Linked DNA regions of Mus musculus: regions 1, 3 and 4 are each linked to region 2. The links are chromatin loops, found by intact Hi-C in ENCODE. Cell type or tissue: heart. All regions are shown on one strand. Region 1 overlaps Gm41253 (a long non-coding RNA gene). Region 2 overlaps Gm4681 (a long non-coding RNA gene). Region 3 holds the start of Rap2a (RAS related protein 2a). Region 4 overlaps Mbnl2 (muscleblind like splicing factor 2).

Region 1 (2,500 bases), 630 kb before region 2:
CCCAGGTTATCAGGAGCTCGGTGCAGCTCAGACTTGCTTTACTTTGTAATGGAGCAGCGTTTTCTCTTTCTCAGCAACACTTTGTTCGAACCATCTGCCACCTGTCAGCTTTTGCACCTCAGCAGTCTTACCTTGTGTCCAGCGTTGAGAACGTGAATGCTGTTAGCACTTTCTTTCTGAAACTTGGCCAGTCATTCTTATGTCCACCTGTAAGGTCTGTTTAATAAAATTTGATTATACCAGTGGTTATCTAACATGTCTACCTTGGTAGCATATTTATTCATTCTTTAAAAGAATTATTTATTTTATGTATATGAGTACATTGTAGCTGTCTTCAGGCACACAAGCAGAGGGCATTGGATCCCATTACAGATGGTTGTGAGCCACCATGTGGTTGCTGGGAATTGAACTCAGAACCTTTGGAAGAGCAATCATTGCTCTTAACCACTGAGTCATCTCTCCAGCCCTAGAATATTCTTTTAAAGATAAAAGGTTTTTTTTTTGTTTTTTTTTGTTTTTTTTTGGTTGTTGTTGTTAAATTTGTTATTGAGAGTGGGGGCTGCCTTGGTGTGCACATAGAGATCAAAGGATAACTTGTCTGATACTGTTCTCTCCTTCCATATGTGGGTCCCAGAAATTGAACTCAGGTTATCAGGCTTGGTAGTAAGGTCTTTATGGACTGAGCCGTATGGTCAGCTAGCCACTCCCAGCCTTTTGAGATAAGGTCTGGCCTTAAGCATACAGGATCAGGCTGGCCTTAAGCATACAAAATGGCTGAGGGTGGCCTTGAACTCTTGACCCTTCTGCATCTACCTCCTAGGTGCTAGAATTACAGTCATGTACTACATCACCACACCTGCTAGTGCTAACATACACATTTTCAAATGTTATTTTCTATGCATCAAGCATAGTGGTATGATTCATGCTTTAGAAGACTGAATGTTGTTTGTTTCCTGGAGGAATAAAAGGGGCTATGGGTAGATGCTGCAAGAAGAATCCAGCGATTTAAGCAGGAGGAACTAACTCCCAAAACCCAGTCTTAAGAGACATAATCTGAAAGTGCTAATAGCATGCTGTATAATAATGCCGTGGTGAAAACAGGATTTTGCTTACTGAATAAACAACAAATCCACCAGATGGGGCTCTAATATTCTTTTGGACCAGTGACTGAAAAGTAAGTATTTCCTGCTATCTTTAGAGGAAAAAATATGCATATAACCATATTAACCTCCAAGAGAATCTTCCTGAAATAGGATTATGGTCTCCAGCAAGCATCGTCATTGTGTTTAATGTCTTCTGAGTCCCAGGGGGACATTTAGAAAGAAAGTGGCCAATTTGCTGAAAAAAAAAAAAACTGAGGCACCCAGAACAGCACAGTTCAATTACCCCTGAGCTGGGTCCTTTGTGGGCCCCACTTTAAGGAAATCGAGACGTATTTATGAACAAATGGCTGCCTTATTGCCAGTGTGTTCTTCCATCTTTGGATTTACTGACGCTATTTAAAATGTGAATTGCTTGAGATGAGGTGACATCATTGTTAAACCTGCCACAGCTGCAGAAACTCTCTCTCTGTCCAGTTATTTGGATGAGCTGTGCATCACGGTAAGGACGTGGGTTCTCCGTGGGATACATTTTGCTTCTGCTTTCCTAGGAGTTTCAGGTTAGATTTCTGAAGCAGGGCCCCCTTCCTGGACTCTATCCTTATGACTCACAACTGCTGTTCAACCTGGAACGGATGCCAGCTGGGAATTATAGAGCTGAGTTTTAACACAGAGTGGGCGTGTTGGCCAGGCTTTGGTCAACTTGTCACATGCTAGAGTCATCTGGGGAGGGGAACCCTCAATTGAGGACATACCCTCATCAGAATGGCCCATAGGCAAGCCTGTAAGGTGTTTTATTGATTACTGATAGATGTGGGAATATTTAGCCCATTACGAGTGGCGCTGTTCTGGGCAGGTGGTTGGTTCTGGGTTCCATAAGGAAGCAAACAGAGCAAGCTACCGGGAGCAGACCAGTAAGCAACGCCGTTCCACAGACTCTGCTTCCGGACCTATCTCCAGGTTCCTGCCTTAACTTCTCCTGATGATGGACCAGCAAGTCAAACAAATCCTTCCCTCCCCAGGTTGGTTATGGTGTTTCATCACAGAAACAGAAAGCAACTGAGGCAACAGGTTGGGGACTGAGTCAGGTTTCCTAATATGACATTGTCTAATGGAGCCCAGAGCTAGATTAGGCCAGGTAGCTCTCTGCGTCCCAGGATGGCAGTCAAGACACATCACCACTAAGGGCCACAGGAGTAAATGCTGACTCTCTCACAGAACGCTTTGAAATATTGGCTCACCAACCAAAGGGCACACACGGGCTGGTCTGAGGCCCTAGCACTTAAGTAACAGAGGGTTGCCACTTCTGGTCTCAATCAATCAGAGAGAATGCACCTAATTCTGCAGAGACTTGATGTGTCTGGATTATGGGATGCAGGATGGGGGCTGTCCTCTAAGAG
Region 2 (2,500 bases):
CCTCCAATTTTTAAAAAAAGATCCATTTATTCATTATATGTAAGTACACTGTACCTGTCTTCAGACACACCAGAAGAGGGCATCAGATCTCATTACAGATGGTTGTGAGCTACCATGTGGTTGCTGGGATTTGAACTTAGGACCTCTGGAAGGGCAGTTAGTGCTTTTAACTGCTTAGCCATCTTTCCAGCCCAGGCCTTCCAAAATTTGAAGGCAAACTAGGAGCCCCCCCCCCCCAGGCTGTTCCCCAGACTTCCAAGCACACAGAAACCGTCTGGGGAGCTGAGGAACGTCAGGCTGTGATCCAGCAGTTCTGGGGTGAAGATCATAGACCCCCCACCCGTGCCTGGGTCAACTGCTCAAAGGAAAAACTGAATTATATGTTGTCTTTCAGTTCAAGAAATCTTCCAATATCATTTTAGTTCCTATCCTCAAGCATTTATAAAAGCGCTGGACCTACATCGGGCTTTTATTACATCATGTCCAATACGTCTGGACAGAAGACTGTTAAAAACAGAAGGAAAACAAAACAAAACAAAACAACCTCCCAAAACCAACCCATACATCCTTTCCTTATTCGCTCCAGCCCCAGTCTCAGCCCTGTTTTGAAATAGTTACATCTTTCAGTTACTTATAGCACGGTTATCATCTGGAAATTGGAGCAAAGATGATGAAGGGATGCTATAACGAAATACAAGGTGTCTGGTGCGCATTGATATGACTAGGAACGTAATTAATGCCTCTTTAAAACTGAACAAAAGCAGAGCAAGAAAGTAAAAAAACAAAAAAAACCCCAAAAACCAAAGCGATTACGCATCAGCTGCCGAAACACTGTGTCCTAGCTTAAACGAGGCTGGAAAAATGCTTCCACAAATGAGAATGGGATGCTTGAGGACTCCAGCCTTTCCCGGAGGGGTTGTAATGGCTCCAGTCTCCCAGACGGGCTGCGCAGCGGCGCCGACGAGCTCTGCTGCCCCCTGCTGGACGGAATGCCGGACTCGCGCCAGCCTGTCTGCGAGGCCAGCGCTGGCTCCCTCGGGGCCCAGCGCTCATCCTGCAGGTTATGCAACACCAGGCTGCTACCAGCTCGCTTCAGGAAAGGAAACCATTGACTTCCTGGAGCTCCAACTGAGCCAGTGTTAAGAGGAAGGCGGAGACTAGAAAAGGACACGTACACGTCCAGTCTTGGAGGCGCTGGGAAAGTCTGTGTACAACCCTAAAAAGTAGGAGGAGCCTTCCTGTTTTCCGGTTAAGAGATGCAAGGCTTGGAGTGTGTGTATGGAGGGGGAGTGGACTAACTGAGAGGAAGTGGTGTGGAGATGGGCAGCTGGCTATGGTCTTCCAGTGGCGCCACACCTCCTCAAGCCCAGCTATCGACGTGGTGGGTGGCAATGCCTGGTTTCCAGAGTGCAGCCCCAGCTTCCAGCTCCTTCAAGATCATAGATCTTTTAGCTGTATTCTGCTTTGACCTTCAAGGTTTTAAACTCTGACTTGTTGAAACGTACCCCATGTGTTGGTCTTTCCTAACTAGACACAGTGAAGGCTCTAGAGATTGACATTTTAAGATGGAGCAGGGTTATCCCCTCCTCTTAGGGCCCAGAAACAATAGTCCAGATCACCAGAGAAATTTTTCTTCAATTTGGACCAACCCTTTAGAGTTGTACTTTTTGGATGCCTCCTGGTGTGAAGTGAGGGAGACAGTTCACTCTTGTCCAATCTGGATGTGGATTAATGGTATTTTCCAGCCCATAAAAGTATTTAAAAATTTTTATTTCACACTGGGTTATGAAGCATCGCTGTCATTCTGACAGTTCAACTGGAACTTTCACAATTAAACCTGATAAGAACTGAAAGTCACCGTAGAGATTCCAAGGCACCGTCCTCTTATTTTATAGATGATGTTCTGGGCTTTTCAACCAAATAAGAATAGATCTCTGGAGACAGCAAGATGACCACCACGTGTCTGTTCTCAGTCTTTGGATGGTACCTTTCACATCCTGGCAGGAAAAAAGCTGAGTCAGCGCCGCAGAGTCGGAGCCTGATTATCACATTCAGTAGCTACTGCCAAGCATACATTAGCACCTCTTCCAGAACTCTCCTCGGTCTGCACAGAGTACCCAGAGACTCTGCTCATGAGAACACAATACCGCACAGGAGCCAAGGAAGCCCAAAGTTGTCCACCCTGACCTGGTGATGAATGTCATCAGACCTCCTTTGTCAGTCATAGCCAACGTGTAGACCGAGACCATATCTTGCAGAGTTTCTGGATGCACAGCCCTTGCCAGTCATAAATGAATGAAAGTATGGTAAGCTATGATGGAGCTCTGCCAGTCTGCAGTGCTGTTAGGACAAGAACTCACAGGATTTCAGGGAAGAACTGTGGGGAGGGGACACTGAAGCCTTAGATGCTGTCATCTCAGCAGGGAGAAACCTCTTCCTCCTACACCCTTCAAAGAAAACAAAAAGAAACAAAATAATAAAACTAATAACAAAATAACAA
Region 3 (2,500 bases), 340 kb before region 2:
CCCGGGCAAGCCAAGGACCGGGATCGCCGCAGCCACCGAGCCCCGTGTGCCCCGCTCTGCTCACCGCTTCACGCGGATGATCTGGTCCCGCATGGGCTTGATGTCTTGGAAGCTCTGCTGGTTGACCAAGCTGTAGACCAGGATGAAGCCCTGGCCGTTCTTGATGTACAGGTCCCGCATGGACGCGAACTGCTCGGTGCCCGCGGTGTCCAGGATCTCCAGCACCGAAGGCGAGGAGTCCACCTCGATCTCCTTGCGGTAGAAGTCCTCGATGGTGGGGTCGTATTTCTCAATGAAGGTGCCGGTCACGAACTGCACGGTCAGGGCGGATTTGCCTACCCCGCCCGAGCCCAGCACCACCACTTTGTACTCGCGCATCGTCCCTGCGCGGCCGCCGCCGCCGCCGCCGCCCGCGACATAGACCTGCGCCCGCGCGCCGCGCCCCGACCCCGCGGCCCCGCCGCCCTTACGGACTCGTCGGCTCACGGCCGCGGCAGCGCCCCGGGCGCCGGCAGCGGGGCTGCAGCTGAACGAGTCGTGCGCGGCCCTGTGAGCGGGCCAAGCGGGAGGACGATGCAGCCCCGAGGGCGAGAGCAGCAACAGAGCTCGACCTCGAGCCGGAGCCGCCCGAACCGCGGGCCCGCAATGCCGCCCGCCCCGCCCCTCGCGCCTCCACGCCCAGCTCCCGCCGCCGCTGCTGCCGCCGCCGCCGCCGCTTCCCCAGCGCTGGAGCGCGCGCCCGAGCCCAGCCGCAGCGCTGCCCGGGGCGGAGCCAGCCGGGTGGGAGGGGTCTATAAGAAAGCCCGCCCCTCGCGCCGTCGCCTAGCGACCGTCCGCGCGCTCCAGAGAAGACCGGCTTCCGCGACACCCGGCAACACCCAGCCTGACCGGCCTCCGTACTGCGTCTGCGCGCTCTCCTCCGCCCGAAGGCAGGCAACGTCAGACGCCCACGCTCGGGGGTTTGCGGGAGGTGACGGTGGAGGGACCGTGGGCTTAGGAAGCCGTGCGCACCGTGCTTGGGGACCTCAGGACGGGCCGGCCTATGGCTGACATACATGACTCAGCCTGTCAGCCTTCGGAGAGCTTTGGCTTGATCCCGTTATACGTAACGACGTGAGCCTTAAGGGCCGCCGCCATGAGTTACACAAGCAAATCGAAGCTCGGCTAGTCCGTGGCGCCCAGGCTACACGCAAACCCGGTCCGCGCCCGATGACGTCACCGGCCCGCCCTCTAGCCCCGCCCTTGTCGAGTTTGACGTAAGCCGAGCTCCTCCCCCCGGGCTGGTAGACAGCCTTGGGCGCCTGGAAAACCTGGAGCTCGGATCCGCCCCCCACTGTCGGGAGACCCCAGAACATCTCAGCAACAGCCTGCGGGGGTGTCTGCGCGGAAGCTCGGATTCACTGTAGCCAATCAGATTGTGAGTCCGGACTCTAGACTACCACTCTTGACCAATGAAAAGGCGTCTCATCTTGCTAACCAATTGGTGTAAGACCCAGTGATAGACTGAGCCAACTCCCCTCCGGGGCCTGGAGGGGCTGAGAGTTTGCGCTTGCGCACGGCCTGGTACCCAATCGTAGGCCAACTGAGGAGTGACAGAGGGCTGGGCGGAGCCAATCAAACCTGCACTGTGGAGACAGTGCAGGGCTGCTGGGGAACTGGGAGGGGCAGGGTTCGAGCGCCCGACCCCCTGGTGTTCTGGCACCGGAGCGGGTTGCGTTGGCAGACAAGAGGGATGAGTTCTGTTCTAACGTCGCCTCCGTGGCATTCTGCCTGGAGATGGGCATGGAAGTGGTGGCAGAGGATGCGGGCTGGATCGTGGGCTGAATCGAGAAAACTGGGACTTTTGTCTTCAGGGTGAGAAATTTTCCGGTCCCTCAGGAGACATCCATCTGGCAGCAGTTGCTGTGGTCCTCCGATCATGCCTCCTCAAATGTGTATTTTCTACCCCGTTGTAAACCAGCGTATCTTTGGCCCCCGAATCTTCGTCATACGCTCCCAGCCACAATCGCAAATACATGAAAATTTACACCCTCTGCAATAACTGTTCGTTGCATTTATCTTCATTAAACCATGTCCTTGAAATGACAACTCTAACCATAACTACCTCACACTTTTCAGAAGGCTGTATTTTTTCAGTTCTGTCAGAGCTTGGTGTACCTCTCCACCATTCTGATTTCTTACAGAGGTCATTGTAGAGTGGATTTCGGTCTGGGTTCTTCTAACAGAGGGACATTCTTTTGCCATCTTTTCTGTCACTTGTCAAAGTACAAAAATGTATTCTGATATAGGAGTCCCCCAAATGCCTATTGTTTCTGAACATTTAAGAATTTATATGCTTGAATTACCTAGCTACAACATAACTGCAAGTTTTTATTGAAAACAGTTTAGAGCAAGTGCCTTGTCAAGTTAAAAAATGTCAACTACCATCTCTCCTTGCATCATATCCATGGATGCTTGGTTCCAGGACACCCCCGAACCAAAATCCTGCAAATGCTCAAAT
Region 4 (2,500 bases), 260 kb before region 2:
CTGGGACCCTTTATATTTTCATAGCATGTCTGCAACTCAGACCATAGCACATGCTTCAGGAATGCTCAGTGCACCAAATAGAGTCCATACGTCTCCACTGAGGGTGAACAGACCTTTTACAAGTGTGTGAGAAACTTTATGAAACGTTTATGGTTTCTCTTTACTCGGAAATGTCTGGCCTAGAGCCTCCCACAGGCACTTCTAACATAGTGAAGTATTTTAAGGAAGGACTCTGCACTGCCTTTTCTCTGACCTGATCAACGTCTCACCGGGATGCCGGTGCTCTGTACAAGTAAGCATCTCAGCCGTTTGCTTCCTTCCTCCATTGCACAAGTACTTCATCCCAAGCTTCTGTGGGCCAGAACTAGTTGGGTAATTCTTAGTGGTGTGCATGCCGTTTTGTAGTGTAAACACAGCCTCAGTTTTTCCATCTGCAAAATGCAAATAACTTCTCGCCACTGACAGCACTGTGCCATCTTGAAGAACAATGACAGTGTGTGCAAGAATACTTAAGAGTCATTCAGAATAAACTTGTCACAGAGATGCCCAAAGCTATTTATCACACGGCTGTTTCTGAGACCATGGGTGATTTTGCCACCTTCCTATCATAGCAAGGGAAATGTATAAACTTCTTAGTTAAAATAACCTCTATAATTTTTTTTGTTTTTTTGTTTTTTTTAAAAAGAAAGAAGCAAGAGAGGAGAATTCCACCCACCATGGTTGTAGAGAATAATCCCATATCCTGTGCCTTACATTGAAATCTTAAAGCCTAGAGGCAGATTGCCTAAGATTCAAATTCATATTGTGTCAGTGGGAGGATTTCAGTACATATAAAAGTTTTGCTATGCATGGCCTTCCACTGCAGGGAACCGTCCAAGAAGACACACACAAAAAATGCTTTTGATCTGTATGTATGAAAACTGCTTATGTAAAACAGTAACAGAAAGATTTAAAAAAAATGTTCATTGAAAATAGTGGGTTAACCATCTGCTAAAAATCACCACACAGTGTCATCACCTGATCTGCAGAGGTTTTAAAGCAACCAGGGTAAATAATTACTATTGCTGTCACCTTTTACATAAAGTTGGAAACATTGTTTATAAGAAAGATTCCCTGAAGCAAACAAACAAGAAAGCCTACCACAATCATGGAGATTTTTCTGTCAATGTAATTGGGTGAGAGCTTATGCTGAAATTATTTCAATAAAATATTTTCTATCACTTCAGAGAAGTGTAGTGAATTTGTTGGAAGTTCAAATACCACTCCAGTACACAAAATTCACATGGTTATCCACTGTGATCTTTATAGCATATAGCAAATATGCTATAAGCACTTGTAATTCACAGAACTAACCGGGCTACAGTCCACCTTTAAGCTTCCAAAGGCTACAGAAAGTCGCCAACACAGTTGAACTGTTCCAGGGGAATCCACCAGAGGGCGGACAGACACAGCCCAGCTAACAGGGACTGTTTACCATTACCCATCCACAGCACTGAGCTATTGCTTAAGCTATGCTATTCACCCTCGCTTTGCAAACACTTAAGGGCGTCTCTACAGAATCTTAGAGTGGGGACGCTTTTGATGAATTAGTCAACCAGTCCATACTGGATTGGGGTATTCACATGATGTAAAGGGCCTCACTGGAATTCCCAGGAGACGGTATCGTCTGTATTACCCACTCTTCAGAAACAGACCTTGTCTTTCATAGTTTCTCATTCAGCACTTTTTTCTGTCCCTTAAAGTATATAATGGCCACAAAGTCTACACTGAGACACTTGTAGTAACCACACAGGATCCTCAGGGTGAGCTGACCTTCTGGTGATTATGTTATTTCAGGTGTGTTACAATCATAAATACGCTAAGCTAAGACAGCACGGAATGCCATTAATTAAGGTTGCAGTGGGGTAAGATATGAAAGTATTTTAATATAGATTGAGAACTCATGAACTTTCTGACAGTGCATTTCTATTAATATATATATATATATTATTTATTGGTTACTAATTCATTTAAAATACTAATTCATATAGTTTACCATTCATTTATAGTTTTTATACAAAGGCTGTTACTAGAATAAACTCCAACCCTAATGCTCATAGGTATGGACTCTAAGATTAACATATCTAATCACATTGATTAATGATAGTGTCTCCTTGTTGTGATGGGACAAGGAATATGGGCTTGGAAAAACTCAGTGGATGTTCTTTCCAATAAGGTTCAAAGTCACCTGTTTCTAACAGAGACTAAAAGGTAAAGTTGGTCAAGTGAAGATGACCATGTCTGTGCGAGTGAGTGAGTGTGTGTGTGTGTGTGTGTGTGTGTGTGTGTGTGTGTGTGCGTGCGCGCGCGTGTGTGTGCATGTGGCCGTGTCTGCAGTCTCTGAACTGGGTAAAATATTGCGGGGGGTGGGAGGTGGGGAATCGAGTTAGAATGGGTGTTACATTGTTTTTCTTTACCTGAATGGATTTTTCATGCCACTTCAAAAACAAAACCCCATTTT

Evidence for each region. Hi-C counts contacts between places; a loop is a spot of excess contacts. Peaks named below come from ENCODE experiments on the same cell type or tissue, not always from the same donor. Only the 100,000 strongest peaks of a DNase experiment are listed, where the experiment ranks them.
Region 1: a loop joins it to region 2, with 4 times the contacts of the local background. A loop is called at or near these places in 2 of 42 quality-filtered maps.
Region 3: a loop joins it to region 2, with 4 times the contacts of the local background. A loop is called at or near these places in 10 of 42 quality-filtered maps.
Region 4: it touches region 2 in a loop (6-fold over the local background); 36 of 42 quality-filtered maps call a loop at or near these places.

Annotation. Positions count from the first base shown.
Region 1 is chr14:120,763,218-120,765,717 of GRCm38, reverse strand. The region is part of intron 5 of Gm41253 (a long non-coding RNA gene); the gene reads left to right. Among named protein-coding and RNA genes, the nearest start is that of Gm25781, 34 kb to the left of the region's middle. In heart, a CTCF peak has its summit at 1,129; no DNase peak of the experiment used is centred here.
Region 2 is chr14:120,136,529-120,139,028 of GRCm38, reverse strand. All of the region lies in intron 1 of Gm4681 (a long non-coding RNA gene), which reads left to right. Among named protein-coding and RNA genes, the nearest start is that of Gm4681, 4.3 kb to the left of the region's middle. In heart, no CTCF peak of the experiment used is centred here; DNase peaks (open chromatin) are centred at 1,098 and 2,118; H3K4me3 peaks cover 854 bases; H3K27ac peaks cover 1,939 bases.
Region 3 is chr14:120,476,605-120,479,104 of GRCm38, reverse strand. Rap2a (RAS related protein 2a) reads right to left here and starts at 644. Exons shown (of 2, transcript NM_029519.3): 1 at 65-644. The coding sequence starts at 378. In heart, no CTCF peak of the experiment used is centred here; DNase peaks (open chromatin) are centred at 884 and 1,434; H3K4me3 peaks cover 2,477 bases; H3K27ac peaks cover 2,266 bases.
Region 4 is chr14:120,397,413-120,399,912 of GRCm38, reverse strand. All of the region lies in intron 6 of Mbnl2 (muscleblind like splicing factor 2), which reads right to left. Among named protein-coding and RNA genes, the nearest start is that of Gm26679, 9.8 kb to the right of the region's middle. In heart, a CTCF peak has its summit at 1,419 (motif pointing right); a DNase peak (open chromatin) is centred at 1,462.